Linked DNA regions of Mus musculus: region 1 is linked to region 2. The links are chromatin loops, found by intact Hi-C in ENCODE. Cell type or tissue: heart. All regions are shown on one strand. Each heading gives the region's core, and the rest is flanking DNA. Links, peaks and the distances in the headings are about the cores only.

Evidence for each region. Peaks named below come from ENCODE experiments on the same cell type or tissue, not always from the same donor. Only the 100,000 strongest peaks of a DNase experiment are listed, where the experiment ranks them.
Region 1: it touches region 2 in a loop (2.6-fold over the local background); 3 of 42 quality-filtered maps call a loop at or near these places.

What each region holds. Positions count from the first base shown.
Region 1 is chr4:43,331,745-43,347,603 of GRCm38, reverse strand. Atp8b5 (ATPase, class I, type 8B, member 5) reads right to left here. Exons shown (of 29, transcript NM_177195.3): 13 at 13,263-13,459; 14 at 4,959-5,167; 15 at 3,131-3,174. It overlaps Gm46851 (predicted gene, 46851), which reads left to right and starts at 7,469. Exons shown (of 2, transcript NR_168620.1): 1 at 7,469-7,677; 2 at 9,969-11,345. In heart, for the core only: no CTCF peak of the experiment used is centred there; a DNase peak (open chromatin) is centred at 7,303.
Region 2 is chr4:43,397,441-43,413,299 of GRCm38, reverse strand. Rusc2 (RUN and SH3 domain containing 2) reads right to left here and starts at 6,798. Exons shown (of 12, transcript NM_199057.3): 1 at 6,620-6,798. It overlaps Gm52698 (a long non-coding RNA gene), which reads left to right and starts at 12,410. Exons shown (of 3, transcript XR_003955205.1): 1 at 12,410-14,277; 2 at 14,847-14,957; 3 at 15,067-15,859. In heart, for the core only: a CTCF peak has its summit at 6,912; DNase peaks (open chromatin) are centred at 5,579, 7,039 and 10,849; H3K4me3 peaks cover 2,208 bases; H3K27ac peaks cover 3,068 bases.

The sequences.
Region 1 (15,859 bases), core at 3,880-11,879, 67 kb after region 2:
CTCACGGCAAACTTCCTTTTCCTCTGGCTCTTCTATCTTTCTGAACCTTTGGCTGTGATGATCCCTCATCTTTAGGTGTGGACAGTTGTACTAAGTTGTACTGTAGATACATTAGTTGGAACTGGACTCCACAAGTCTGCATTTGATTGGTGTGGTTTTTCTCCGAGTTCCTATTACTGAAGACACCATATATTTCAGTCTGGGTTCAGAGACCCCTGAACTGGAACTGATCTGAAAGCATCCTCCCTGAGGACCAGCTCTGTGGGCTCCAGAACATGTCTTGCACACTTCTAAAGGAGGACAGCAACCAGCACTTGTGCCCAGCTGATGCCTGTGAACCATAACAAAGGCCTGCACAGCACAGTAACCCCAAAGGGTGCAGGAGGGGCACACATCCTTTGGCAGTAACCAACAGCTTTCTAATTGGACTTAAGACCCACCCAACAAAAAGCACTGTTCTTGGAACTGGAGACCTAGCCAACTACACAGGGTGAGTGAAGCCATGGATTTTTAATAAGAATCTGCAACTGCCAATTTATTAAACCAGTAAAATCCCTAACTACAATCTAAGTATTTGTCTTTATACCCACAAAAATGTAGCCCTCACCCTCATCAAGGACAGTTCTTTTTCCACATTATCTTTTTAAGATAGCATCTTCCATTGAAGGGCTTGCCTTTTTTATCTAGATTGTTGGCCTGTGACCTCCAGTGACTGCCTCCTACTGAGGCTACAGAAGAGAGCTGCTGCATCAGCTTCTTATGTGGGCAGTCCAAACTCACATCCTCATACTTATAAGGCAAGCCCTTTACCAAAGGAGCTATAGCCCAGCCCCCATTTAAAAATATTTATAATGATTATATTGTGGTGGTTTGGATGAGAATGGCCCCATAGGCTCATATGTTTGAAAGCTTGGTCCCCAGTTGACGAACTGTTTGGAAAGATTAGGAGGTGTGTTGCTGGGGGGTGGGTTCTGAGGTTTCAAAAGCCCATGCCAGGCCCAGTGTCTTCCCCTCTACCTGCTGCCTGTGAATCAGGATGTCAAGCTCTTGGTTACTGCTTCAGCACCATGCTGTCTGCTTCCTGCCTTGATGATAATACACTAGCCCTCTGAAACTGTAAGCAAGCCTCCAATTAAATGCTTTCTTTCATAAGTGTTGCCATGATCATGGTGTCTCAATAGAACACAGACTAGGACAGAAGTTAGTATCAGACATAGGGTATTACTGCCATAGGCCTGACCATGCTGTTGTTTGGAGGAGTATGGAAGACTTTTGGTCTCTGAACTAGAAAAGCACCTTTTAGAGTGAAAGATAAATTATTGCACCTGGCCCCTTCCATCACCAAGAAAGAATCACAATGTATAGTGGGTCTGTTTGGATTCTAGAGACAGGACATTCTTCACTTGGGTGTGTTATTTCAACCTATATACCAAGTGACACAGAAAGCTGCTAGCTTTGTGTGGGGCCTGGGACAGGAGAAGGCTCTTTAACAGGTCCAGGCTGATTATAAATATATATTAGAGAGAGATAGAGAAACAGAAAGAGAGGGAGGGAGGAAAGAAGGGAGAGGGAGGAAAGGAAGGAGGGAGGGAAGAAGGGAGGAAGGGAGGGGGGCATTTATAGAATGGCTCACAGGCTGTAGCCTAGCTAGTCCAATGACAACTGTCTACCAACAGAAACAGTCCCACAAGGCTGGAAGTCTCAGTTGGTCTTCGGTGTACATCAGAATCTGCAAAAAGTAGGCTCTAATATAAGCAAAGAGATGCAATTACTGGAGTGAGTGAGGGCAAGCAGGCAAGGAGAGCAAGCTCCCTTCTTCTATGTCTTTACCTGGGCTGCCAGCAGAAGATATGGGCTATATTAAAGGTAGATCTTCTCACCTCAAAAGGTTCAGATTCAAAGTGAGTCGTCTCACTTCAAATTATCTAATTAAAAAAATCCCTCACAGTTGTACCCAGCCACTTGGGCACTAGTTAATTCCTGATTCAGTCAAACTGACAACTGATTACAGCCATCACACCTGGGTCCAGATGTGGTCAAGCTGACAAGTGATTACAGCCATCACACCTGGGTCCAGATGTGGTCAAGCTGACAAGTGATTACAGCCATCACACCTGGGTCCAGATGTGGTCAAGCTGACAAGTGATTACAGCTGTCACACCTGGGTCCAGATGTTGTGGTCAAGCTGACAATGGGTTACAGCCATCACACCTGGGTCCAGATGTGGTCAAGCTGACAAGTGATTACAGCTATCACACCTGGGTACAGTATTCCCTCACTATGCTTCCTTTCCACACCTTTGGGATGGTGATGTATATTCTGGGCCAGTGTATGTTGGAAGCATGTGGTCTGATTTTTGCTTTTACAGGGAGTTACAGTTAAGAGTCTGCCTTGAGTCTCAGAAGAGACTTTGGACTTTGAAAGTGTGAGACTGAGACTATGCGGACCTTTGAAACTGGACCAAATGCATTTTGCACTACAGTATGGCTACAACTCTGGGAGCCAAGAAGTGGAATGCAGTGGTTTGAATGAGAATGCCCGCACAGGCTCATTTACTTGCATGGCTGGTCCCCAGCAGATGAACTGTTTGGAAGGATTAGAAGGTGTGGTGTGTCCTACTGGAGTAGATGTGTTGCTGGGGTGGGCTCTGAGGCATCCAAGCCCATGTCCAAGCCCATGCCTATCCCAGTATTTTTCCTTCTGCCTGCTGCTTGCGGATCAGGAAGTAAAGCTGTCAGCTGCTGTTCCTGCGCTATGCCTATCTGCTGCTTACCTTACTGATGACAGACTAACCCTTGGAAACTAAGCCAGCCCCCAGTCAAATGCTTTCTTTATGAGTGCTACCTGGGAATGGTGTCTCTTCCCAGCAATAGAACAGTGACTAAGACAATGATCATGAATTGCTTTGAGAGAGATTGAGGGGAGGGGAAAGAGGAGGAGGGTAGAGACACAGCCAACACTGACAAGACAACTTTCATAAATATTTCTCAAATAAAGACAGACCATGTATATACTTTTTTTAAAAAAATGTTAGGCCACTAAAATCTTATTATTTCAGGAGTGGAGACTGTAAAAGATACTTCTGTCCTGACTCCCCACATGTAAATCACAAGAAGCTGTAATTACTCACTGGAGATTTTGGCACATACTCTCCATTGTCGTCGTAGGAATAACCTATTGGCAAATAAATGGAGCAGAGACTTAGTGAAGGGTTAAGGGAAGTTTTTATCTTATTGTGTGTGCTATAAGCCTGCCTGCCACTTTTTTTTTTTTTTTTTTTTTGGTTTCTCAAAACAGGGTTTCTCTGTGTAGCCCTGGCTGTCCTGGAACTCACTCTGTAGACCAGGCTGGTCTTGAACTCAGAAATCTGCCTGCCTCTGCCTCCCGAGTGCTGGGATTAAAGGCGTGCGCCACCATGCCCCGCTAGCCTGCCGCTTTTAAACCTCAGCATCATTAATTACATCTGCAGTGCTGTGCAGTTATCATTACCATATATTTGCAGTGCATTGTTTTTGGCAGTGCTGGGGCTCACACCTTAGCCTCCTGCAGGCTAAGGAGCCACCTACCACCACATACTCAGCACTCAACACTCTGTAAGCACTTCAAAGAGAAACTCCAGCCCCTCAACGCCCCTTTCTGCTTTCATTTCTGTGGATTGTTCCTATTCTAGATTCTTCACTCAAGGAGAACCATGTAAGATTTGTCCTTTTGTGTCAGGCCATTTACTAAGCACACTGTTCTTAAGGTATATCCTTAAGACCAGGTACCAAACTTCATGACTATTGATGAGAAAATCATATTCCATATACTTATTGCCTACTTTAAAATGTCTTTTGATGAACATCTGGGATATTTCTACTTTTGAGCAATAATGCTGCAGCGAATACTTGCAAATCCCTGTTTTCCTTTCTTTTTCTGCTGTAGGAGGGGATCCAGGAAGGCGATTTCTGGGTAATTTAAAAGAAGGCTTTCTTTTATTATTTTTTTGTATGTGGATGCACATGTGCACTCGTGTGTGTGAAGGCCAGAGACCTGCCTTAATGTCATTCCTTAGAACACACCATTCACAATTTCCTTTTCTTTCCTTCCTTTCTTCCTTAGTGCGTGTGTGTGTGTGAGTGTGTGTGTGTGTGTGTGTGTGTGTGTGTGTGTGTTTTTCTAAACAAGGTCTCTTATCAGCTTGGAGCTGGAAGCATACAAGACATCACAGTGAACTGCAGTCAGCTGCTATACTCTACTATAGATTCAAAAACTAACTCTCAACGAAAAATTTCTACCCCTTTACCAATATCCACTTGATTTTATTTTATAAATAACTGAGCATATTATTTTTCTCCAGGATACTGGGAATCCCTTGAGACTAATGACTAAATCTTGTAAATATTGGTCTTCTTAAAATACAAAACAAAAGATTTCATCTACTAAGTGCTAAATAAATGTGTTTCTGGTTAGAACTGATTTTTTGAGATTATTATACAATTACATCATTTCTCCCTTCTCTTTCTTCCCTCCAGACATTTCCATATAACCTCCCAATTTCTCTCAAATTTATGGCCCCTTTTTTCACTAATTGCTATTGCATGCATATGTATTTTGATATATACACATAAACATATGTAGATATACTTTGTGTATATATATATATATATATATATATACACATATGTATTTATGTCTAACCACATATATACAAATATACACACGCACACACATATATAGTCTACTGAGCTCATGTAATATTACATGTATGTATGTTTTTAGGCCTAACTGGCACTGGGCAAGCAGTTGGTGTACTCTTCCCTGGGGAGGGCCGCCTCTCCCATTCCCAGCTTAGCTCATAAAGGGCTGTGAGAACAGAAGGTGAATAGAACTTCAGAGGCTCTGTAGACTTGGCATACTTGAAAGCAGCCCGCCAAGCAGCCCCTCCCAGGCTCAGGGAGGGCAGGACGTGCACGCACCATAGGTCTTCCCGTTGATAGAACATTTGTTGAAAATCATCACATTCTCAGTCAGGGTTCCTGTTTTGTCAGAGAACACGTATTGGACTTGGCCCAGCTCCTCATTAAGAGTGGTGGTGCGAGCCTGCGCTGGCATGTTCTTTGGGGCGTAAAACATCTTTCGATCCCAGTTGATGTAGTAACTGTTGCCCAGTCTTATTATTTCCACACTAAGGAGAAAGCAAGAAAAGAGGATGCTGGTGAGAGCAGGACAAGCAGATATGTTATTTTTGGTTTGCTTCTTCTAAGTCCATGATAGATGAGGGTCTATATGTGGATCCCACACCAGCCAGTGCATCCTGGCTCTGACCCTGGCTACTATTATGCAAGGTTTCCCCACCTGGACCCCAATAGAACTGATTAATTTGTCTGGGATATACTTTGCTTCCACTCATCTTCTGCAATGTGTCCAGAAAGAGTCAATTTAAAAAGTACCTTTGGAGGGACAGTTAACTTATAAAAGGTAAGGTTGTTGGTGTAATTAAAAAGACCGTTACTACGGCTATGTTGGAAAGAGAAACTTGCAATGCTAAGATATTCTTTGCTTCAGGAAAGAGCTGTGAAAATCAGAGGCTGTTTTAGGGGTTCATCCTTGATCAAACTCCAGCCAGTGCTGGCCTGTTGCACTCTGTCTTTCGATTGACCTCTCCCTACACCAGCGAGTCTCATGAGTATCATGGGATCAATTTTAAGTGAGCATGCATCCAGGCGTGGTGGCACGATCTTTTAATCCCAGCACTCAGGAGGCAGAGGCAGGTGAACCTCTGTGAGTCTGAGGTCAGCCTGGTCTACAAGAGTAAGTTCCAGGTTAGCTAGGGCTACACAGTGAGAGCCAGAGTCAAAACTTTTGAGTAAGCACACAAACAATGGCGTCCACGTGGTGTTTTCATGAGGTTTTGTTCTTGTGCACCCACCCCCTAAGCCTTCCTCTCACCCTTCTGTCTTGCTAGCCTCCACGCTTCCCCTGCATGTCCGTTTGCATTCACATCAAATGTATTTCATTATGTCCGTTTGCATTCACATCAAACGTATTTCATTACCCTCTTTGTTGCTTCCTCCCTTAAAATCTCTTTCCCCAGCAACCACATGATGCCTCTTAACCATCTATAATGAGATCTGGTTCCCTCTTCTGGCATGCAGGCATACATGCAGGCAGGATGCTGTATACATAATAAACAAATCTTTTAAAAAGTAAAAAGTTATCAGTACTACTTTAAAAAAACAAGGGTGGTGGTGGTGGTGGTGGTGGTATTGGAGAGATGGCTCAGCAGTTAAGAGCACTGACTGCTCTTCCAGAGGTCCTGAGTTCAATTCTTAGCAACCACATGGTGACTCACAACCATCTGTAATGGGATCTGATGCCCTCTTCTGGTGTGTCTGAAGATAGCTACAATGTACTCACCATATATATAAAATAAATAAATAAATAAAATCTTTTTTAAAATGTATAAAGCCGGGCGGTGGTGGCGCACGCCTTTAATCCCAGCACTCGGGAGGTAGAGGCAGGCGGATTTCTGAGTTCGAGGCTAGCCTGGTCTACAAAGTGAGTTCCAGGACAGCCAGGGCTGTACAGAGAAACCCTGTCTTGAAAAAACCAAAAACAAAAAAAAAAACAAAAAAAAAAAACAAAAAAAAAACCAAAAAAAACCAAAACAAAACAAACAAACAAACAAAAAAAACACCTAAAAATGTGTAAAGCTTTAGAAAAAAAAACTCTTTACACACACACACACACACACACACACACACACACACACACACACAAATTTAAATCAAGGTTCCGCATAGGAGAGAAAACACACAGTTAATTGTCTGGGTCTGGCTGATTTTGTTTACCTCAGTGACTGTCCTAAATTTGAAGAGGCTGTCATTTCTCCAGTGTATGTTTTTTGACATGTTTATTAAAGACTAGGTGGCTGTAGTTGTGCGATTAGGTCTTCAGCCTTATTGCATAGTCACCATATCTATCTGTGTGTCAGTGCCAAGACATTTTTGTTACTGCAGCTCTCTAATATGGGATCAGATACTGGGGTACCTCTAGCACTTTTCTCTCCTGCTTAGGATTGATTGCTTGGCTACAAAGTCTTTTGTAGTTCCACATTGGTTTTAGCATTTTTTTTCTCCTAGTGTCATAAAGACTGTCATTGGGATTTTGATGGAGATTGTGTTGAATCTGTAAAACTGCGTTTGGTGCCACCGGCAATTTCATATTAATTCTGCTGACCCAGGGACATGGGAGGACGTTCCCTCTTCTGTGCCCTTCCCCCAGTCTTAAGCAGGCTAAACAGACCTTGAGTGCTTGCCACAATTGTTTTATGACCTAGGTGGGGTGGCCTCTCTGCTTTTGCAATTTCCTACAGGAGCATTGAGCTTTGCAACATAATCCAGTTGAAACAAAGGATGTGTCCCTGGGATCTCCCTATATAAACACAGTGCTGAATATTAAACTTTGAGCCTTGATCAGAACCTTTGTCTTAGCTTCATCCTTCTCTACACCCATCCCTTTTCTTTTCCAGACCCCCTTTCAAGTAACCCAGTTCACCCATGACTGCTGAACGGCTACAGGTGGTGTCCCGAACAAGGGGACTGAAAACAGGGGAGGGGGTGGGGACCCACTGAGAAATGCTGTCTTGGGTGGAGATCCACAGAAAACAGAAGAAAAGCAACAGTTTACTGCACGGTAAGCAACAAACAGCATTAATGCTAGCGCTAGTTATAAGTCTATTTTTTGGAGGATGTTGTTGTAGGAGGCACATTAAGGGAATACAGCTAGGCTGAAGTGGTGTTGACCGGATGCCAAATTCACCTAGGGGTGACAGTGCAATTTGTCTGCAGTCAAGAGCTGCATCAGGTGAGAGGAGCAGGGTTTAAAAAACAGATTTTAGAAAAAATTCTTAGCTCAAGTAGATTTATGCTGTGCATGTTTCCCAAAAGTAGGGATGATAAATATATAAATGGCATGAGAGAGAGAGAGAGAGAGAGAGAGAGAGAGAGAGAGAGAGAGAGAGAGAGAGGGAGGACAGGAGGAAATCGGGAAACATCCAGCTTCCTCTGTCTCCTACTGGAGATATCCTTAGCTCTGGTTATATTTAGGTCCCTTTGGGAAATCTAGTTCTCTCCCCTCTCTGTTTATTGTCTGTCCTTGGTGCACCAATCTGTCCACGTGTGTCAATTTATGTCTGGTTTTATTTCGTTGTTTGAATGATTATTTTCCTGTGTTTCATGTTGAAAAGGAAAAATGATTAAAACTTTATCTGCTGGCTGTCCACCCCTTGATTTAGCTTAACTTGTTTAAAAGGCAGTCCCAATTGGCCTTTAGAGCCCTGCACCTGTAGTTAGAAGTCTAACATAGCTGGAGAAGCCCTGCCAGGAGCTGATTGTCTGCAAAAGCTGCTCTTAAAGGGGCCAGCAGCTTCTCAAGTTCTATGGCAAGTTCTATGGCTGATGGTTGTTTCTACTCGGGAAACCTCTGATCGTGTTTACTGGGCTCAGCAAGTGACAAGGTGCTTTTTCTCTTGAAATTATAGTTAGAAAAAAAGTAAAAATTGTGTTTGGTCTAAATATATAAGATGTATATAGCCATTTCATTTTTGTTTCTGACTGGTTTTAAAGGTATAAATATGTTCTGCATGTCTTGGTAGTAGAGTACTGGCTTATAAGTTATTGAGTATGATTAGAAATTTGTAACATTTGTAACAGAAAGTTAGCTTAAAACTGGTAACTCAGAGTTGGAGTCATTCTAAACAACAACACATGGCATGAGCCAACCCAGGAAAACAGGTGTCTAAAGATACTTCTAAATTGGGATAATATTTTATGTAATTCTTATCCTAGAAACTAGATTTCTAAAGGATAGGATTTAAAACAATGTCTCTTTAATGAGGTATTAAAAGTTGCACTGTCACACATTCATATATAAGAACTGGCAGCCAAACTTTGTAACTTGAAAGTAATGCTCTTGGTATTGATTTTTAAAGAGAATGGATTGTTTACACTGTTAAAAATTGGGTTTTGTTTTCCAAAACTATGGTTATGCTCTAATACTGCAAAAGAAACTTAAACATTATGGCTAGACTGCCGGTGTTCCATTGGCTGCAGTTTGCAGTTCCATCACAAGCTCAGAATTTTTAACTCACCCATGTTTGTAATTAGGAAAAAAAATCAAGCAAGTGGAGATTTAAGAAACATTTGAGTTAATGCAAAGCTCAGAGCAGCCTTAGCAGAGGCTTGTGTGACATTCCTTTTGTCTTGGTAATCCTGACTAGTCCCTAGAAATGTGTTTATTGCCTTGCTTGTTCCTTGGTGAGGAGGAGTCAGTCTCAGACCCCAAGGCACCCACAACAGGCAGCTTTTGGAGCCATGAAGCCGTTGCCAAGCCAGGGAAATCCATTTCTGAACTTATCAGAGCAATCACAGGAAGTGCAGGATTGGACCTCAGTTCTACCATCTACACAGTACTGACCCCAGAAATGGGAGTTCCAACCCTGCATACAGGAGTTTTTGGGCCCTTGCCTCCAGGGACCTGGGGGTTACTTTTAGGCTGAAGCAGCATTATTATAAAAGGATTACAGATCTATCCAGGTGTTATAGATAATGGAACAGGCTATTACAGTCAAGCATTTGAGATGTTTTGTTGATAGTTTAATATTATCCATATTACTGGGAGTCTTCATAATTCTCAAGGACATGGTATTGTGAAACAGGCCCATGGAACTTTAAAACAGTATCTTCATAAAACACAAAAAAGGGGGAATTATATCCCCATACACATTATTTAAATCAAGCTTTTTATTTTTAAATTTGTTAAAAATTTGGATGCTAAGGAACTCTCTGCTGAGTTTCTATGCTCCCTACAACTAGGCATACTTATCTATGCCAAGGTGAAATGGAAGGATCTACTTACTGGCATATGGCATGATCCCAACCAGACATTTAATATGGGAAGAGGGCATGTTTGTGTTTTTTCCACAGGATGCTGCAGGAGTGTGCTAGCTGCCAGAGTGATTGGTGTGACATGCTGATGCTGAGACAAAGAATGATGCTGACCTGTGAGTTTGCTGAGTGCCCTGACAATGGTTACAGGATAGCTGTTTTGGACATATGTTCTTGACTCACCTTTGCTTGCCTATATCCCAGATTGGACAAGTTGCCTTGCTTCAAGCTTTTAGACCTTGAGGGACAGAGAACATGGAGACTATGGAAACTGACTTAGAAAAATTAATCAAAAGGAGAAGTTATAATGACTCTTCTCTTTCCTTTAATGTGACCAGTTATTCTGACTCAGTCATGGACTGGTCTAGAAATCAATCCAATATTGGAAAAAAAGGAGATGACCGTCTTCATTTGGAAGGCTGGTTCTGGACATTTTCAGAGACATATTGGGAAGTTAGTTGCAGTTCTTTATGAAGTTACATTTTCAGCATATTAAATTGGACAGGATCTGAATTTCAAACAAGTATTAGTGCATGTGTTTAAGATCCTAATCTTTTATTCCTTCAACAAGGACGACTATGCACAGCCCTCCATGAGAAATGTTATCTTCACATCGATCATTCAGGAATAGTAAAGGATTCTATGGCTAAAGTTAGAGAAGAACTAGTCAAAAGGAAGAGAAAAAGGACAGAATCAGGGATGGTTTGAACCCTGATTCTCCATTCCCCATGACTTAAAACTTTAATTTCTACACTGCTTGGACTATTATTATAATTTTGTTGCTTTTAACTTTTGGACCATGTATCTTAAGCAGATTGGTTGCCTTCACACAGGATCACTTTCAGCAAGCTCAGCTATTCACCATGGCAGTTATCCATTGCTATGAACTAATGCATTGAGTGCACATTCATATGGGAAAGAGTGTTCTATAGAAGGCCAGTAGTCAGAGATGGGTAAGAGTGTTTTTGCGCTCCTATCGACCTAAGACAGAGACATACATCAATGCTATGTTTGTCCTCCATGACAGGTAAAAGGAGCAATATAGACACTGGACCTAAGACAGGCACGGTTGCCTTGCCGCTCTATACCCTAGATGCGATTATGGAAAACAAGTAAATCTTGTGCCCCCTGTCCAGCTACTGATAATTGCTCATCATTTTTTAAAAAGGGGGGGAGATTGTGTGCTTCCCTCAGCCTTGAGCAGGCTAAACAGATCTTGAGTGCTTGCCACAACTGTTTTATGACCTAGGTGGAGTGTCAGGCCTTGTGATTTTGCAATTTCCTACAGGAGCTTTGAGGAATAGACCACCTGCTGAGCCTGTTTGCAACATAAGACAGCTGAAACAAAAGATGGGTCTGTGGGAGCTCTCTATATAAACACAGTGCTGAGTATTAAACTTTGAGCCTTGATCAGAACCTTTGTCTTGGCTTCTTCCTTCTCTATAACCATCTCTTTTCTTTTCCAGTCCCCATTTCAGGTAACCCAGTTTCTCCATAGCTGCTTGATGGCTACAGTCTTCTAGTGTCTTCTTCTGTTTCATTTATTCACTGTTTAAACGTTTTCACTGTAGAAGTCTTTCCTTCTTGTAGACGCTTTGTTTTTGTAGTTCCTGTGAGTGAGAACTCCTCCCTCCAATTCCTTACTTGAAAACATCATTATCAGTATAGAGAAAAGCTACCAATTGTTCTGTGTGTTGTGTGTCCTGGTATTTTAATAAGTGTTTTTTTTTTTTTAAATTAGATTTAAGACTTCTCTGATGTAGTCTTTAGTGTCATTTAAATGTATGATATGTCATCTGCAAAGAAGGATCATAACTTCTTTTCCTACTTGTATTTCTTTTATATCTCTTTCCTGTCTCATTGCTCTAGCTTAGACAGCAAACACTATATTGCTCAAGAGTGAAGGACAAGGGTGACAGTTTAATGATAAGGCATTGGCTCTGCAATCAGAAGAACTGGAGCTGAGGGCATTGGGGACCTGCCTGCATTTCCAGGATTGAATGGTGAAGACAGGTGATGCCCAGAGCAAGCAGCCAGTAAAGGATGTGGCACATACTAGGTGGTCATTTATTAAATACTGTAACTCTGTTATGGTGAATGCTTTCAGGATTGGAATATCAGAAGTCAGGCTTTAGGAGACTTGGAAATGAGGCACACACACACACACACACTGCTTCTTTAAAAGACAGATAAAGTTTACAAATCCACACTAATCAAAAGAAAGAGAAAAAAACTCAAATTAATAAAATTAGAGACAAAACACTGTTATACTCCAATGAAAGCCAGAAAACATTATGAAACTTAGAAAAACTTTGAAAACTTAAATTCACAATAACAAATAAAATAAAGTTATAATTTTTTTAAAAAGAGAAAACACATATAAACACATATTTAGAACTTAACTTAGAGCATAAAGCATATACCTTCTGCTTTATTTTTATGAAGTGGCACCATGACTAGGCAAAAGAAACATTTCATTGGGGTTTGCTTACAGTTCCAGAGGGTCAGTCCATTATCATCATTGTGGGGAGCATGGTGGCTGGCAGAAAGACATGGCCCTGGAGCTGAGAATTTTACATCCTGATCCACAAACAACAGGGAGGAAAGAGACCCTAGGTCTGGCATGAGCTTTTGAAACCTCAAAGCCCACCCCCAGTGAGTGACACACTTCTTCTAACAAGACCACACCTCCTCCAGCTGGGCCACATCTCCTCATCCTATTAAGCATTCAAATTACCGATCCTGGAGGGAGCATTCTTATTCAAGCTACCACACCTAGTTCCATTCTTCTTTTCTGAGTTCTGCATTATCTGTGTGAGTGAGAGCCTAGCTCGATGGTATGAAAAGGCTGTCTGGCATAGCTAAGCAACAAGAAGTTTGTGTGCCATTTACTAATTGTTTCATGTGTTTGCATGTCTTATACAGTCACTTACAGGCTACTTAAGGGGATAGGCAAGTGTCCCTTTATATAAATCACACAATATCTAACACAGTGTTCTAGACATGAAAGACATTTATGCAGCGTCTAGTTACTGTTTACACACCAAGCCTGTGAAAAGAAAAGAGTTAAAGCATACATAGTGAGCTTTGGTGGAATGGTGGCACATGTCTGTAATCCCAGTCCTGATGCTGAGGCAGGGGGATCTGAAGTTTCAAGTCAGCTTGGGTTACACAGCAAACTCTTGTCTAAAACAAAACAAAACAAAACAAAAAACAAAAAACAAACTAAAAAAAAACCACATGCTTTCTAAAATACCATACTCTAGTTGATTATTAAAGCAGGAAGAGGAAGGTCATGCCCTCCCCTGTACAGAAATAGTCAAAGATGCCCACCTGACATAGAGGGAAATGGGTACCATGGTGTTGAGCACTATGAAGTAGGACCAGAAAATGAGGGCAGAACTCGTAGCCGATGAGGTAATATAATGTTTCCATGGGAGAAAGGCCTGGAAATAGTAGCCTCTGCTGTTCTCCCAGATGCCATGTCCAATCGACAGCAGAAAACACATTCCACCTAAAAACATGAAAATCTGTACAGAAAAAAAAAACAAAACAAAAACAAAAAAAAAAACAGAACAGCAAATCTGAATACTTCTTCATCCTTCCTCTGCAGTCTTAGCTCTCATAGATGTTTCCCCTTGGAGAGTGGAGTGATGGGGAGTGGGGGGCCCTGGGGGAGGGGGGTGAGGTGGGGGTAGGGGTGGGGACACTAGAGTAGTACACAGGGCACAGACAGGTCAGTAGGAGCCTCTGTGAGAATCCGAGGGGGGGGGGTACCAACAACCAGAACACACCAAGCACCAATTCATAGGAACTCTGCCAAGCTCTTTACATGTTGATTAATACTGACGAACATTTCTGACAGATGAAAATGTTGATATTCAGCGTAAGACAATGTTCTACCTCAAATCACTTGGATACTGAGTAGGAGATGCAGGTTCCAAAACAGAGCTGGAGGGGCTGCCGTGTTGACTTTGGCTTGGCGCAGCTTGGGGGCAGGGAGGATGCTTGGGGAAACGAATAGCGAGATAAGGGAGATGGCAGTGGTGGAACAGTTCAGCATGTGGTGATGGTGGGAGGCAGGCCACGGGTCCACTGAACCACAGCTCCTCAAGGGCAGTGGCTGAGAAGGACTGTAGTTATGGCGCGCTGGGTGCTGAGTGCTGACTTTGACTCCTTCAGGTTTATACCAGGAGTGGTTCAGCAGTGCGTAGCGAATGCCACTTCTAGTTTATTGCTTTCACGATGGTTGGACTAATTTATATTCCTACCAATAGAGCATATGATATCTTTTTTCCTGTGTGCCTATTTTCTATTTTCACAATGGTAGCCATTCTGAGGTGAAATGAAATCCCAATGTGGCCCCCTGAACCACTGATATAATTTGACTTACACTTCCATGATGGTCAAAGATACATAAAGGTACTTCGTTTCATTTAAAAATTGTTATTTTATGGTGTTTTGCTTCTACATAAGTAAGTGTTCTATGTACACGTCTGGTTCCAGCAAAAGCCAGAAGTAGTCACTGGATCCCCTGAGACTGAAGTTACAGATGGCTGTGAGCTGCTGTGTGGGTGCTGGGAACTGAACCTGGGTCCTCTGAAAGAGCAGCAAGTGCTCTTAAGACACTGAGCCAAGTCTACAGAGTCCAAAATTTGTATTTATATCTCACTGTTTATCTGATGGTTGGATTAGAAGCTGCAAATAGTTTCCTGACAGACTTGATATGGACCTGCTGCTGCTGGGGCTGCGGCAGTCAAATCCATCCTCCTCTCTGGAAGCTGAGAACCTGCTCCTTTTCCTGTGGCCCTCTCACCTTCCCCTGCTTTCCTCTTGCATACTTTTCTTCCTCTCCTATAGCCTGCTCCTTTAAAGACATGGGCTTGCTCTGCAGTCTGCCGGCCTGGAATTTACCATGAGCCCAGGCTGGTCTCAACCCATGATCTCTGGCTATAAGCTTTTTAATTTCATAATTTCTTCACATGAAGAAGATATGCAACCTTTTATTCGAGATTTATTATACACTTTAAAGTTTTCATATAAGTACAAGCTGTGTTGAACATGTGTCCCTGGCCTGACTCTGCCCCTCCCTTTCTCACTGCTCTCCTCTTATTTGTCACCTTTATTCTTCTAAACAGTTTCATTACATTTTGGGAAAAGCTGTGTGTGTGTGTGTGTGTGTGTGTGTGTGTGTGTGTATGTCTGTGTGTCTGTGTGGGCATGCACACACACTCATGGACCCGTGAGGACAAATCAAACCCCCCGAGGCTGGAGTCCAGATGGTTGTCTGTTGCTGTGTGAGTGGTAGCAAAGAGGAAAGCAGTCAGTCCTCCTAACTGCTGAGCCATTCTCCAGCCCCTGCATCTATTTTTATTTTGTTTGTTTGTTTTTAATATACATACATGCGGTATTAGTTAGGGTTTCCGTTGCTGTAAAGAAACACCATGACCTAGGCAACTCTTATAACAGACAACATTTAGTTGGGGCTGGCTTACTGGTTCAGAGGTTCAGTCCATTACCATCAAAACGGGAAGCATGGTGGCATCCAGGCAGACATGGTGCTGGGGGAGCTGAGAGTTCCACCTCATGTTCCAAAGGCAAACAGGAGAAGACTGGCAAAGCCCACCCCCACAGTAACACACTTCCTCCAACAAGGCCACACCTCCTAATAGTGCCACTCCCTGTGGGCCAAGCCTATTCAAACCACCACATGTGCCAATCTGCAATCTTTAAGTGGGACTTGATGTGCATTTTACTTTTTCTCTTCCTGGGGATATAAAATAGAATAAAAAGAACCTTGATGCTGAGGAGTTTCACCTAGCTGGATAGATGGGACTAATACATTTGCATTTTAAATATAGATGTATATATGTCAATGTTAATGTGTGTACACATGCATTCTACACATGTGCTTACTTGTGTGTATAGGC
Region 2 (15,859 bases), core at 2,859-10,858:
CATCCAGCTGCTCATGTGGTGGTGACTCCCAACCATAAAACTATTTCTATTGCTACTTAATAACCATAATTTCGCTGTTTTGAATCATTATGTGCTAATATGTAATGATATGCAGGATACCTGATATTTGACTCCTGTGAAAGGGTTGTCTGACTCCCAAAGGGGTCACTACGCATAGGCTGAAAACCAGTAGCCTAAAACCTTTGCTACTGGGATTTCCTGGAAAGTCTCTATCCAAGTTTTACCTCTGAGAGGTTGAAGTTCCATCATCCATGAGGTCCTCTGGTCTCTTGGCCTGTGTAGAAATGACCTCTTAAACTCTTTGCCTGGGCTGTCGGACTCAGGCCTCTTTCTCCTAGACTCCCCAAGACTAATTTCTTCTGATCTATCAATCTCTCTTCTCCCTTTACCTACTCTGGCTCTAAATCCCCCATTTGCTTTCTCTTAATCATCTAACTGAACCTTTGACAGCACTGACTGACTAAAGTTTAACTCATTTAGACCAAAGGGCCAAGCTCCTCATGTAGAATACAGTGAAAGGCCAGGCAAGTTACACATGCCTAAGGAAATGCATTAAAGGGAAATGCAAATATCCAATAACTGTATGTGTGAGGGACAACTATAGTAGGTTATAATTAAACTTAATTATACATTACAATTATGTATGTTAAACCACATTAAAATTAAGCCTTCTGAGAGGAAGTCTCCTTTATGGGATTTGTAAGTGCTATTGTGTTGAGTATGATATTCAGGATGGACATGGGGAAGCAAAAACTAGAGAAGTTAAGCTAAGTTACAAGGTTAAGAGTTATAGAAGGGGCTGGAGATGGCTCAGCAGTTAAGAGCACTGACTGTTCTTCTGAAGGTCCTGAGTTCAAATCCCAGCAACCACATGATGGCTCACAACCACCCGGAATAAGATCTGACGCCTCCTTCTGTTCCATCTTAAGATAGCTACAGTGACTGGGCAGTGGTGGCACAGGCCCTTAATCCCAGCACTTGGGAGACAGAAGCAGGTGGATTTCTGAGTTCGAGGCCAGCCTGGTCTACAGAGTCAGTTCCAGGACAGCCAGGGCTACACAGAGAAACCCTGTCTCGAAAAAAACAAAAAACAACAACAACAACAAAAAAAGATAGTTACAGATAGTTACAGTGTACTTATTTATAATAATAAATCTTTGAGCCTGAGCAAGCGGGGACTGAGAGAGCAGGGTTGACCAGAGTGAGCAGAGGTCCTAAATTCAATTCCCAACAACCACAGGAAGGCTCACTACCATCTGTACAGCTACAGTGTACTCACATACATAAAATAAACAAATAAATCTTTATAAAAAATTGGAGACAGGGTCTCACGTATCACAGGCTGTCCTTCAAATCCACATCTAGGCAGGCATGACCGTGGACTCCTGATCTTCCTGCCTCCACTTTCTATGTGCTAGGATCACAGGCATGTACCGCCACGCCCAGTTTATCTGCCAGTTTAGACTTAGCCCAGGTCTTCATGCACACTAAGTAAGCACTCTACCCTCGAAGACCATTGTCAACCCGAGAGTAACCCGTGGTAAACCTCATGATAAACCCGTGGCTGTGTTTCTTACCTCATCAAACCTCACTGTGCTTTCAAAGGATACCTCTAAAAAAATAAAAAGTGAGCCAGGGGACAGGTCAGATGTAAAGGGCTTGCCAGGCAAGCATGGACACCTGAGTGTGGACTCCAGACTCTGTATTAAAAAGGCAGGGCACAGGGTCACACACCTGGAAACCCACCACTGGGGAGGCAAGGCCAGGTAACTGCTTAGGACTCTGTGGCCAGCCAGCCTAGCCTGCCTGGTGAACCCCAGGCCAGTGAGAGACCCTGTCTCAAAGCCAAGGTCCTGAGTAATGACCCCTGAAGTCAACATGCATTCACTCATCCACACATACACCAAAGCCACCCCACAGAATGGGGGAAAGTACGCTTAACTCATATGCCTGACAGTGGTTTCTAATCAAATTATACAAAAAACTCTTACAACTTTTCCTTCCTTCCTTCCTTCCTTCCTTCCTTCCTCCCTCCCTCCCTCCCTCCCTCCCTCCCTTCCTTTCGTGACAGGCCTCCTTGTATATATCTGGATGGTCCTGGACTCACATGTACACTAAACTGGCTTTGAAGTCACATTAATATCTACCTGCCTTTGCCTACAAAGAACTAGGATTCAAAGTGTCACCATGCCCATCCCTGAAGAGATGCGTCTTTAAAGAAGACATACGAGTGGTCTAACAAGAAGAAAAGATGGGCAATATCATTAGTCATTAAGAAAATAACAGCCGGGTGTGGTGGCGATGCCTTTAATCCCAGCACTCAGGAGGCAGAGGCAAGTGGATTTCTGAGTTGGAGGCCAGCCTGGTCTACAGAGTGAGCTCCAGGACAGCCAGGGCTACAGAGAGAAACCCTGTCTTGGAAAAAAAAAAGAGAGAGAGAGAAAGAAAGAAAGAAAGACGGACGGACGGACGGACAGACCCCAGCGAGATACCACTGCTCTCCCAACAGGGCCCCCAAACCAAAACACACAGCAACCAGAAGCTTGGTGACAGCACGGAGATTACAACCCTCACAGGTGGCTGTGGCACTGTAATGGTACAGGCCCTTGAAAAACCGTCTGACTGTCCCTCAGAATCTTACACAGACTGGCCCACAAGACCCAGCAACCCCACTTCTAGGACTGAACTCAGAAGGCCACATAGAAGCCACTATAAACGTGCTCACAGCAGCTTGCACAGTAACCAAGACCACGGCGAGACCCCAAAGCTGATGAATGAGTAAGTATGTTCTGTACCAGGTAAAAAGGAGTACAAACGCCATATACGCATGGGTGGGCCATTATTTGGCAATAAAAGCTTGAGTCACTAGAACATGCTACAACATGAATGAGCCTTACAAGATGGTATTCCGTGTGACTCCTTTGTGTGGTATATGACTTACATGAAATTGTTTTTTTTGTTTTGTTTTGTTTCGAGACAGGGTTTCTCTGCGCAGCCCTGGCTGTCCTGGAACTCACTTTGTAGACCAGGCTGGCCTCGAACTCAGAAATCCGCCTGCCTCTGCCTCCTGAGTGCTAGGATTAAAGGCGTGTGCCACCACGCCCTGCTGATTTGAAATGTCTAAGACAAGAAAACTGGCTAAAATGGAAGGTAGATCAGCAGCTGCCAAGGGCTGGGGGATGTGGAACAACTGCTTAATGGTTAACGAGGACCTTTGCGGGGTGATAAAAATGCACTGCTATTAGACACTGCGATTGTTACAGTGAACAGACTGGTTTATGAACTGTATTGAGAATAAAGCTATACCAGGCTAGCCAAGGCTACATAGAGAGATCTTGTCTCAAAAAACAAAAACAAAACCCACAAAAGATTATGGTTCTGGGAAGAGGAGTGAGACAGAAAGCCTGCTGTGGGGGGTGGGGGGAGGGCTGGAGTGGGGTGGGTGGGAGGGGGATAGAGAGGGTGGGCATTTGCAGAAATAAAGTAAGAACAAAATGGGGAATGGGGAACAATGGCTTAGTGACGTTTTGAGGAACAAGATCAATGGATGGGATTTTTTAGGATGCTTTGATATAAGAGAAAACAAGACAATTCCCCCTTACTTCCGCGTATCTCCTTTACAAAAATATTGGGTCTCATATATGTGTGCACGTGTGTAATACACCCCCCCACATACCTACAACACAGTGTGTGTAATACACACCCCCACATACCCACAAACAGACTACACGCTATGAAGGTAACAAGGGTGACAAGACTCTAAAATTCCAACAAGGATCCACTAATTGAAAAATATACAGTTAGGTGTGGTGCCTTTTGAAACCCTGCCCACCCCCAAAAATGTGTGCATGCGCACGTGGTGTGTGCATGTGTGCACTGTGTGTGTGTGTGTGTGTGATATATAAGCAACCCTATGCTACTAGCTGAGTGTGGTGAGGTCCTGTGGTCCCAGCTACTTAGAAGGCTGAGGCAGAAGAGTTTCCCCAACCCAGGATTCATAGCCAGATTGGGTGTACAGTGAGACTGTGGCTCAAAACAATGTCAATATGGTAATCTGAGCACTGACTTAAAGAGGAAATAGAAGATGAACTGTATATATATGATCTTTTTCTAAGTTATTTTTATTAATTTTTATGTTTATATGCATGGGAAATACAACAAAATATTCATAGTGCAGATCTCTGTTGAGCAATTCTGGATGATTTTCATTTTTTTTCTGTTTCATCTATAGATAATACATACCATGTACATAAATAATAGTTTTCTTTAAGTAGGGGGATTCTCTTTAAATACAATATTAGATTTCCCTCTAGGGTTCATAGATATATCCAGGCAAAACAGTCACATACATTTTTTTTTTTTATAAAGGGACCTGGAGACACAGCTCAGGGCCAGAGTTTTACAAATAAGTGAGCAAACAATAGAATTAATAATAAAAATTAGGAGCCCTAATTTTTGAACATTAAAAAAAAAAGGAATGAAATGGGAGCTAGGGAGGTGACCCCTATAACCCCAGCATCTGTAGGGTAGGGAGAAAGGTTAGGAGTTCAAGGCCAGTCTGAGCTACAGTCGGTTCAAACTAACCTGGGCTACTGAGTCTGACTCAAACAACACAAAGAGGAATGATGTAATAAGCCATTTGACTTTGCCTCAAACACTGCAGAAAACAAGCGAGAGTGCATCTAAGACTTCTTCCCTGGGAGTGAATGTAACACTGTGGCCATGGGTGAAGAGCACTCTGAGATGAATGAACTCAGTTCACACGTGTTGTTCCTAATTAAATGAAGAGAGGAGGAGGAAACTCCCATAAACGAAGACGAGCCTCCTACCTAAATCTAACTCTGTAGGTAGAGTAGTGGCTCAGCCAGCAGGAAGATGTGACATCTAGGTGCACAGATGCAGGGAATCTCCAATTCCATCTAAACATCCCCATATAGTCACAGGCATTTTCACTGCGTGGGCTTGCTTGCTTATATTTTTGAGACAGGGTCTCTCTGTATAGCCCTGGCTGACCTAGAACTGGCTCTGTAGCTGAGGCCGGCCTTGAACTCAGAGATCTGCCCGCCTCTGCCTCCTGAGTACTGAGATTAGAGGTGTGTGTGTCATCACACACGTTTAACACACGAGGAAACCAAGCTGCAGGTTATGGGTAGCTCACTCCCAATCACAGCTGAAATGGCTCCAAGCCTGGGCACGTCCCCTCTCGAGGGTGTCTACTACCACTCATTCTCAAGGGCTTGAGGCCAGTCCTCTCCCTCAAGTCCGGCCATCACCCTCACACAGCTGTTTCCTACTATTCCATGGTGCCCACTGCCGTGACCACTTATATAAGCTCTATCAACTAGTCTGAACCTGCGGCCCCTTTCGTCCCATGTTCTCACATTGGTCAATCCTGTTTCCTGCCCTTCAGGCCCCAGTTCTCAGGCTTCTGCCTCATCCTGGCCCATTCATGGTTCTCACGACACTTCCCCCTTGCTCCACTGTGCTGTTCACAGTTCTTGGCTTGCTGGGAACTAACCTACTCTCAGGACACTCCCGAAATGCCCAGTCACACATTGTAAAACTCCCGTCTAATCTCCAAGTTGACTACCGGGTGAATGGTGGAAACAGGGCTAAGGATCTGTCTGCCTACGGGCAAGACAACTCCAGAAGGCCGCTTCCTGTCTTTGTTCACCCAACAGCATCCCTCTGTTGGTCACAGTACCTAGTTGCTGCTTTTCTGGTTTCTTCAGAGCTAGCAGGGAGGGAGGCAAAGGCATTCATTGTTATACTTTAGTGATCTGACCTTGACCTGAGGTCCTTCGGAGAGCCTCTGTGGGGCTGACAGTCTTCTCTAGGGCAGGACGAAGGGAAGAGGGCGGTATGGTGGATCAGGGGGCATTGGTTTAGCTTGTGCTTTGGTCCCTTCCTGCTAGGAAGCTGCTCTGTAGAGCAGGGCTGAGTATAACATAAGAGGTCAGGTGCCTTCAGCATCCCTCTCTCCATACGCTGTAGGGCATTTGCATTCATTCTTACTGCAACCAATCCCAGAGCCTGGCAGCTTCTACAATGGATATGTCTGTGTGCATACAAGTATGCATGTGTGGGGAGGAAAAGCCACCCAACCTTCTGGATAAGAATGCATAGATTCCTGCATGGTTTTCAGCATAAACTTCCACGAGCTGTAGAAGGGTCTCCACCCATTCAGCCTTTGTGTCCAGATTTGAAAGCTGCAGCTACAGCAGCTTCATTAGAAATACCCAGATAGAAAGAAAGAAAGGAAGGAAGGAAGGAAGGAAGGAAGGAAGGAAGGAAGGAAGGAAGGAAGAGAAAAGGATCTTGTTTCTTGACCAAACAGCACAGATAGATAGCATCAGCCCAAGCCTCTTTCTTGCCCGGCCCATGCATGCATGCAGAGATGAGTTTGTCTCCGCTTGCTGTCACTCTCCCTTTCCGAAAGACAAAGCCACCCTTCAGAAGCCAGAGCCCAGATGCTGATGCTGATCCGGCCTCTGCCAGCAGTGACCTCCCACCCCCCACCCCAGAGCCATTCCTCTGCAAGGAGCCTCGAGCTGGACCTGGTGGCTCCCGTTCCTTTTGCACGCCCGTCGCGCCCTACCTCGACAATGGCAGCTGAATCACTGGTCCTCGAGATCGCACAAGGGGGACCGGGCTGATACCCTGAGATCTGATTTCTGTTAGTACAATGGCATCCCGAGCTAATGCAGGGAGGCTGCGCAATCTCAGCCTGTCTTCTTGCTGCTGCTGCTGCCACGGCGGCTGGGCTGCGGTGACGTTGCTACTAAGGGGAGGGATGGGGAGGGAAAGGAGCAGGCAAGCCCACAGTGCAGCCACTCAGTTCCAGGTCGGTCCCTTCGGCCTGTTAGTCTGGGGGAGGGGCGTAGAGAGAGAAGTCAGCCACAGGGGGCAGTAGGTGCTGGAAGACGGAGACTTTCCAGACAGCAGCATAAAAACCCAGGGAGAGCCGAGCCTAGCTTCTCCTGGGTCCTGAGTGTTGGAAGAAGTCTGGGCAGAGCCTGGGCGCTTCCTTCCTTCCTTCCTTCCCTTCTCAGGCCGCTCCTTTCCGACCTTGGCTAGAAGCACCCCCCCACACACACTCCTCCCACTCAGGCAGTGAATGACTGCGTGTTTCCCAGCTTTTTCTTTAGTTAGGTTTCCAGCTGGGTTAGGGTGGAGGGTCATCCTGGAAGGAGATTTTGGAAGCCCCACCCAGAGGCTACACTAAACAAAACAATATTCCCAGCGACAGATCAGCATTCCACCAGCTAAACAACACCGGCATTTTTCACAAGGCCCAATCTCAGTGCTGGGTTTCCAGGGTCCCTCTGCGTAGGCTTCTGAAGGAAGCCCCTGGGCCACAGGGGGCTTCTCTGAGCAGGTGGCTCTGATGCTCCAAGTCTGGGTGGCTGCAGGCCACCTCCCTAACCCAGGGTTCAGCTGGTCTCCCGGCTCTTCAGAGGGTCTAACAGTTTAAGCGGAGCTGAGCCTGTCACATCAGTTTTTGGTTCTTGCGGACTTGGGTTCGACCAGGGTTGTAAGGGAGTCGATTCCCTTTAACCAGGCAGAGAGTCTGGAAAGTTCCTTCTCCCACAGGAAGGCAGGCAAAGGAAAGGGACTGGGTTCTTAGAGCCTTCGCTTCAACTGTGGACCTTCTGAACTACCTGCCTCTTCCTCTCTCGAGTTCTGGGCCATTCTGTGAGGATAACCGCGCAGTAGCAGACCACACACGAGCCAGGTGTGTAAGTGGAATCTGTCGCTGCTCACTGATGCCACCCTCCAAAACAGCAGCTTTCAGGACAACCATGGCAGCACATGCCTCTAATCCCAGCACTTGGGAGGTAGAGGCAAGCAGATGTCTGTGAGTCGAAGGCCAGCCTGGTCTACATAGAGAACTCTAGGGTGGCCAGAACTACATAGAGAGACCCTGTCTCAAAAACTCCACAAAACAAAACAAAACCAACCAGCCAACCAGCCACCTTCCTGGTGAGCGCTGTGGTTCCCAATGAGTCATGCGCATTTATTTGGTTTTGCTCTGAACTGTTTCCTTTACTCCCCCAACTAAATTTCCAATTGAACTGAGGGCTTTATGTGTCCCAGGCAAGCTCTCCTCCCCTGAATATTTCTCCTCCATGGTTGGTTGAATCTGTGGGCCGTAGAACCCATGGTATGGTGGCTGACTATGCTATCTCCACTCTACCGGGAAGACTCTGGATTTCAGGTCTCAAGAAGCCTTGAGAGGCAGCGCTGGGGTTCCAGGTGCACGCCTTCACATTCATCTACTTCCGTTCTTGCATCTTCCCCGCGCTCCTGAGACCTGTGTGTTTCCTGACTTCATGCTGACCTGAGCTGAATTACAGAGGTCTAACCTTGACTCGCTTGAGGATCAACAGCCCCTGGTCCTACAAAGAAGCAAACAATGAAGAAGAGAAGCCGGAAAAGGGAGGAGCTTACAACCCTGAGCAGCCAGTAGCAGCCCTCTCAGCATGGCTGAAACGGTAGGTGTGGGGCGCTGGCCTTTTCTGGAGCTGATAGAGACTACTTCTGGGGCTTGCTGTAGGTTAAGCAGTGCCATTTGTGATCAAGAGCATGGAGTACTCACTACTTGATTCCCATGAGAACTTTGGGCCCAGGGTCTTTGTCCCGAAAATATCTGTGAGGCAGACGACCCCGAGCCTGCAGAGCTAGCGACACACACTCCATGATTCCTTTAGTTTAGCACACCACAGATCATGCTGTTACTTACTACCCAGCCCTACTGCATGCCTGGTGCCCAAGGAGCCAGGTGTAGTGACCCCAGCGTCTGTGACCCTAGCGTCTGGGAAGCTGAGGGGCATCTGCTTTCGCTGCGAGTTTGTGGTCAGTCTGGATTACATTGCAGGACCCTGTTTCAAAGAGGGACAGAAGTGAGGACTGTGTGTCGTCTCAGTATACCTTTGTCCCTGACCTTTCCCAATAAGGTCACTCTGCTGACCTTTCACCTCAAGGAACTTATCTGGAAATAAGGGAGGACTTCTGTTTATGTTATTCCATTCAGCAATAACCTGCATTTGGCCATGTCACCTCAAACTGTATGACTGATCTAATAGCAAATGCTCACATTAAGACAAATCAAAATAAGTTATGATAAACTGTATTTTCCTGATCTAGAAGCATTTTTCTTTTACATTTGGGGGGTGTGTGGGCACGCATGCGCCGCCATGCGCACAAATGGAGGCCGGAGGACAGCTTTCAAGGAGTCAGTTCTCCTCTACCCTTGTGTGGACTCCAAGAATTAAACCCAGGTTGTCAGTCTTGGTGGCAAGCACCCTTACCTATAGAACCAACCTGCTGGCTATCCCAAGACCTTACAGTCTCTGTATGAATGCTGTATGCATGTGTGTTTGTGTGCAGGGTTTGGTGGGTGCACGCTCACATGTCACCAAGTCGAGCAAAATTAGCTAGTCAGCAAGTCACAGTGACCTGCCTGTCTCTGCCTCCTCTACTTTCGGGGTTACAGGCACGCCACTGGGTTCAGCCTTTACACAGGTGCTAAGGGTTTGAACTCAGCGACTCATGTTCACAGGGTTAGTACTCTACCAAGCAAGCCATCTCCAAGGTCACACTGTGGGCATCTACATGACTCCTATTCTGTACAAGGTACTGTGGGGGTACTCTGGAATCGTTATCTAAGCTAAGGGTCTCATAGTTTTATTAAGATCATTGCCAATACGGCTCTGGGGTGGCCAGGGCAGCACCATGATTGGGGAAGTGATACCAGTGTCAGAACGAGGGTTTCAACATTTTTTTTCCAGCCTTAATGCACCAAACTGATCTGCTCCTGGCTGAAGATGGGACGCTAAACCTCCATGTTTGACAACCTTCTTTCCCGATTGTGGGGACTCTGACTACAACTCGGAGGGATTATGCTCCTCATAGGGAAAAATCCAGAAACATCTGGTTAAAGGCAAAGTTAGGACTGAACATGGTTTGTTAGTATACGAATCGTGCCGGGCAGCGGTGGTGCACGCCTTTAATCCCAGCACTTGGGAGGCAGAGGCAGGCAAATTTCTGAGTTCGAGGCCAGCCTGGTCTACAGTGTGAGTTCCAGGACAGCCAGGGCTACACAGAGAAACCCTGTCTCTAAACAAAACAAACAAAACAAAACAAAAAACAAAAAGGAATATGAATCATGAAAGAAATGGTTAGCTGGCAGAAAGACCCCCAGTCAGTGACATGTGAGTCTGAGAGCCCAGATTCAGATCTGCACATGTATGTGCGAGGCCAAGCTTGATGGTCTGCAATTCCTGAGCCAGGGAACAAGGAGGACCCCTGGGGCTTGCTGGACAGTCTAGCTCCCATGTTCAGTAGAAACCCAGCCTCAGAACAATAAGGTCTTTACCTTGCTGTGACTGAGGAACACACCCGAGACGGATCTCTGGCCTCTACGTGCATATGCACGCGTGCATTCTTCCACATATGTACACACACAAACACATACAAAACTATTCAAAACAAGTCATCTTTCTTCGTGGCTCCTAAATCAACTGTTTATAAAAGAACCACCTTCCCTGGCTGTGAGGTTCTGTGTTCCTGTTCTGTGAGATTAGATGAAGGTGCCGACTTTCCTATAGGAAATATATGAGACAAGCTCAAAGAATTTGCTGATTTAAGAACCGTAGCTGTCGTTGACTGGGGTGACTAAGTTAAAAGGAGAATAAACAAGCTGCCAGATGTCTGAGCACACCTGGCCATGACCTCGGGAGTCTGCTTTTACAAAGGGAAGGGTAGCCTAGCCAACGCCCCAAGGTCGTCTGGCAGAGTGTAGCTGCTCCTAGCTGACAGGGATACTTACTGTTCGTAACTGGTTTCATGTTATTTTGGACTCCAAACAAGGCTGGCCAGAATGCTGGGAGTGTTCTGGAAGGGCTGTCCCAGACACACCAGCTGCTTCCTCATTAGACCTCCCCAATATAGCGTCCTCTTTCGAAGCACAGAAGTTGTTCTGCTTTGGGCTCGTGTATGTTGCCACCTCTATAAGTCAAACACTCGGCAAAAGGCCTGGCTCTGTAGCCGAACAGGACAACCTGGTGTGGCTATACCTTCCTTCCCCTAAGTCTGTCTGCTCCTATATGAACCGACAGTGTACAGGCAGCTTTAAACCATCACCAACAGAAACCACGGCAGACCTCACACCCGGTTGGTTTCAGGCCTCTTAGTCTCCTCATCGACGAGAGCTCCCAAGGTCCCAATCAGTGAATGGAGACTTCAGCCCTGGGCAATTACACCCAGGATAGAACAAACCACATTGGGCGCTGAGCAAGAGTCGATTTTCTTTGTTTCATAAAAACTCAATAATAATCTTAGCTTTGCTCCAGAGTCTCTTGTTGCAGGGAAGGGATTTTACCTAGAAAAATCCGTCTTTTCTACCGATCTAGCCAGCGTGTACGGCTTTCTCCATCAGCCCGTCACCCTTCCTTAGCTCAGCTTCCAGCACCTGCTCACTTTTGTGGTCCCTTTCAGGATAATTATAAAGTAAACCAAATCCAAATCCTGACTCCAGGGAAGGTTCCCAGGCAGGGTCAGTAAACAGGCACCTTCGGGCCCCTCAGCATCCTAGCCTGAATGTGTGGGCAGACATGCCTTCCTCACTCTCGAGTGCCAGCTTCTGATGTCCCAGCAATGCCTCTGGAGACTGAGAACCCGCTGCAAGTCCTCTTTCTTTCAAGCACAGGTTGAAGGAGGGCATCAGGAGACTAGGCGAGACTCAAGTCCTACCTTGACAGACTGAGCTCTTCAGAGGAGGGGTGCGGCAGTCAACGAGGCCTCAGGATAAAGTCTCCCAATGCCGGAAGCAGAAGTGAGGAGGCCAGAAACCACCAAGGCAGGAACAGGGGGTACTGAAGCCCAGTGTGGCCTGCTTTGCTCGGAGAAAGTTCTTAAGTACTAACGTGCAGGAGAGTAAGGCGGCCGGATCAAATAAGGCCCCTGAGCTGCTTCTCCACTGCCCAGTGTGGTCAACACCTTGCTAATCCTTTGACAGTGCCTCCTGGATCCCAGGCTCTGAGAAGCCACATCCCAGTGTTCTCTGCTCCCCCTCCTCCCAGACGGCGGCAGCAAGCCAATCGGCTTGTCCAGAGCTGTAAATAAAAGGGCACATGTGCACAGAGAAGGGGCTATGAGAGGAATCCAGATTGAATTACACACACCATGTGTGGGACCCGCGTGGGGGAGGTGGGAGAGAGAGCAGAGGGAAGCCTCGATGCCTTTCAAGGAAATCTCCAAGTGCACCTCCCCATAGCCCCCCCCTCCCTCCCTACACACCCCCCCCAGTGTGACTGCCATCTCAGGTTCACTGCCCAAGGGAACCAGGTTCCAGTCTGGCTATCTTCTCAGCAGTGGGGACAGGGGCTCTGGGACTTTCCAGGATGTGCCTTATTTTCCAGTAGAGTTTAGATGGCACCAGCTCCCAGAGTCCAGCTCTCTGAGTTTGGGGAGAACGCTGGGGACGATCTTTGTAGTATCAGCAAAGACACTGCAATGGTATTTACTTTAGTTACAAGACCAAGGTTGGTGTAAGTTTTGCTCTCGGTCACTTGTTGGGTTCTGTCCTGAGGATTCAAGGGGTTAGGTTCTGAACTGTACAGAGCAAGGAATTTCTGTAACAACGATGGCAGAGGTTCCAATCTGACACATGGCTTGTCAAAGCCCTGGAACTCTGGGAAGTCAGTCAACCTCACCCAACCTCGGACTGTAAACTGCTGTGGCACTCCCTCAGAGGCTGGAGGAAGAACTAAGGTGGAGAGCACACGTCGTACCTGACGTACGTGCTCGGCAATATGGCACCACTGTTCTTCCGCCTGTGGCAGATGACTAGTGTGGTTGTTTCTTTTCTCTCTTCCCAGTTTCCAGAAAAATCTGAAGCCTTTAGGTCTAAGGCACTTGTGGGCAAGTCTTCCAGCAGCCAAAGGCATAAGCTGGCAGGGTGATGCACGCTGGTATCCTTAGTGCTACAGAGAGGCAGGCTGTCCTCAGCCACATAGCAAGTTCCAGGCCGGTCTGGACTGAGAGACACTATCTCCAATATCAAAAACAGACCAGGGAAGAACAGTCATGCCCCTTCTCTTTCTCCCCTGCACTAAGACTGGGTCCACGATCCCGTGTCCATCACATCTACGCTGGCCGGCTTCCCTGGACTCTCCATCCATCCTATCTCTAGTGTTACCTGCTCTAACACGTTCCCAGAATGACGTACTTCTCATACGTGCTCGGCCAAGGGGAGGGGCTGTCTGATCCCAAGATGGCAGGAGAGGTCTCTCTAGGCTGTTGTGTGCACATCACAGCTGCCTGTTTGGCCTACAGACTAATAATAGCAGCTCCGATGGCCGTGGATTAAGACAGAACTGTACTTCGTGTTTATTTTTAACACTCCGGCGTCAGTATCAAGTTCTACTGGTTACTGGCCAAATGTAGGGCAGCTTCCTACTCTGGGAGTGGCCTCAGGCTAGTTCAGGTTGCTAAGTTGAGTTCTGGAGGAAGCTGGCTTTGTGGAAAACAGTTTGGCTTTAGCAGACAGGTAAGTGGAAGAGGCAGAGGCAGATGTCCCGAACAGGCGTCTAGTCCCAAGACTGTGGGATCTCACGGACCTCAAACTGATAGCTGCTGCCCCGAGCACTCCCCTCAGTCAGGAAGAGCTAATGAGCTGTCTTGGTCAGGACTTACGCGCACGCGCACGCGCACACGCTGGCTGTATAGAAGTGATCGAAACAAAGTCAGGGAAGGTCCCCACTCAACGTCCCCAAGCTTGACCTTGTCACAAGTCACAGGCTAGTGCCGCGGCCGCGTGTGCTGACGAGAGGAAGAAAAGGAATACTCGGGAGAATATTATAGGGCACGGGGACAAAGAACAGGCTGAGACTGTCCGACTCTGATTTGCATGGTTTCCAGTAGGAACATCAGATTTCTTAGAAATTTGTGCCAGCAGGGCTGCGTTCCGACAGCGCACCACTGGCTAGAGCCACCAAGAAGCCAGCTGTCTGGCCAGAAGCCAGCGCCCACGTCACCTCTTCCCCAAGGCCTATAGCGGGGTCCCAGTAACCGTACATAAGCCGACTACAGCCAAGAGGAGCCCCAAGGCTATCTCCATCACCTCCCTGCCCCACCAGGCTGACAGGAAGCAGACAGCTGGGCAGCTCGTGTAAATAGCTCTAGACTTGCCTAACGAAGCAACTCATCGCACAGCAGACGGATGGAGAATGATAAAAATGTGTCACGCGTCAGGTAGGAATGCTGAGGTGCAAAACATCAGACGAGCACAGAGGAACCACAGCTCTCCCACCTCTCAGTTCTGCCTGACTCACAGCCACTTCAGGGAACACCCGGCTGCCTTAAGGAGCCAGGGTGTGAACTCAGTCAGTACATTCCTTCTGGGTCACTCAAGGCGCAAACAATCTTGCTGATCACTAAGCACAACAAAGCAGTCCCAGAGATAACCAGATTTGATCCGGTGTCTGAGCTCAGCTTCCTCTGGAGGCTAGAGTGCCCAAGATCACGGCAGGCTGCCCCAAGGAGAGAAACACTGCTTTCCTTCTAGATGTTCCCTCTGATGTGCTGGGTCACATGGGGCAGGTATCTGCCCTCCCAAGCTCCAGATTTGCCACCTGGAAAAGGCTCTCCTTGTAGTTATCTTCTGGTGTGAAGCAAGAGCAAGATTTGAAAAAAAAAAATTCAGGAAATGTAAACGTTTTATGAAATAAAGTATTTGAAGCAAAGTACTTGAGAACTGTAATTATTCACGCAGTCAGAATACCACAGGGCATGGCTTACTCCTGGGCTTTTCTCTCTTCTAGGACAGTGGCCGTACTCAAGACTGGCAGGAGAATGGTTAAGAACCTGCTTAGCAATGAAGGCAGTGACTGCACTAACATGTGAGAAAGAAGACAGAGATGGGAAAGCAGCAGGTAACCCACCCCCTTGCTCTATGGAGGAGTCACAAACCTAACTCTCTTGATTGTGGTGACCCAGGTCACTGGTGTGAGGCTAATGTTCCAATTGATGTACATTTGGCAGCAGGACTCGCTGGCCTTAGTTTAAAAGGCCCCAGAAAGCAACACTGATGGCTGAACAAAGGCAGCACTGTACCCTGAGCCCAGCACAAGCCTTCGCTCTCTGTCCTGCAACTCCTCAGCTGGCCCGGCCTCTACACATCTATTTCTCATTGATACGGATGCACTTTTACTGCCACTGCCTTCTCTGAGATTCCAAACAGACCTGCAAACCTCCCTTGCCTGCTCTAACGATACCGACCTACCTGCCTTTGGAGAAGGGGCCCTAGGGACCAGCAAACTCAATTCAGAAAGGGCCAGAGAGCAGATATTTTGGTCTCTATGGGTAGTATAGTTTTACAATGCACTCTTGGGTTTTTCTTTGTAAAATACATTTTATTGTTAAATTGACCATTTATAGTCATAGACTTATGGGGTTCCGAGTGACGTCATGGTTTATGAATACAATGTGGAATAAGTAGATCAGATAAATTAATATCACCCCAAATACTTAATCCTTATTTGTAGTAAGAAAATTTGAATTTTACTGTCAGAAAATTTGAAATGCACAACCCTCTAAAAACGTAAAATCACCATGCCTTTAATACCAGTACTTGGAAGGCAGGGGCAGCAGCAAATGGATCTCTGTGAGTTAGAGGCCATTCTGGTCTATAGAGCAGGCCAGCCAGGACTACACAAAGAAACCCTGTCTTGATAAAACCAACCAACCAACCAACCAAACAAACAAAAAAGTAAAAATTACTCCCAGTAAAAGCATAGCAAAACCACCATGGCTTGGAGTATAATTTGCTGACCCC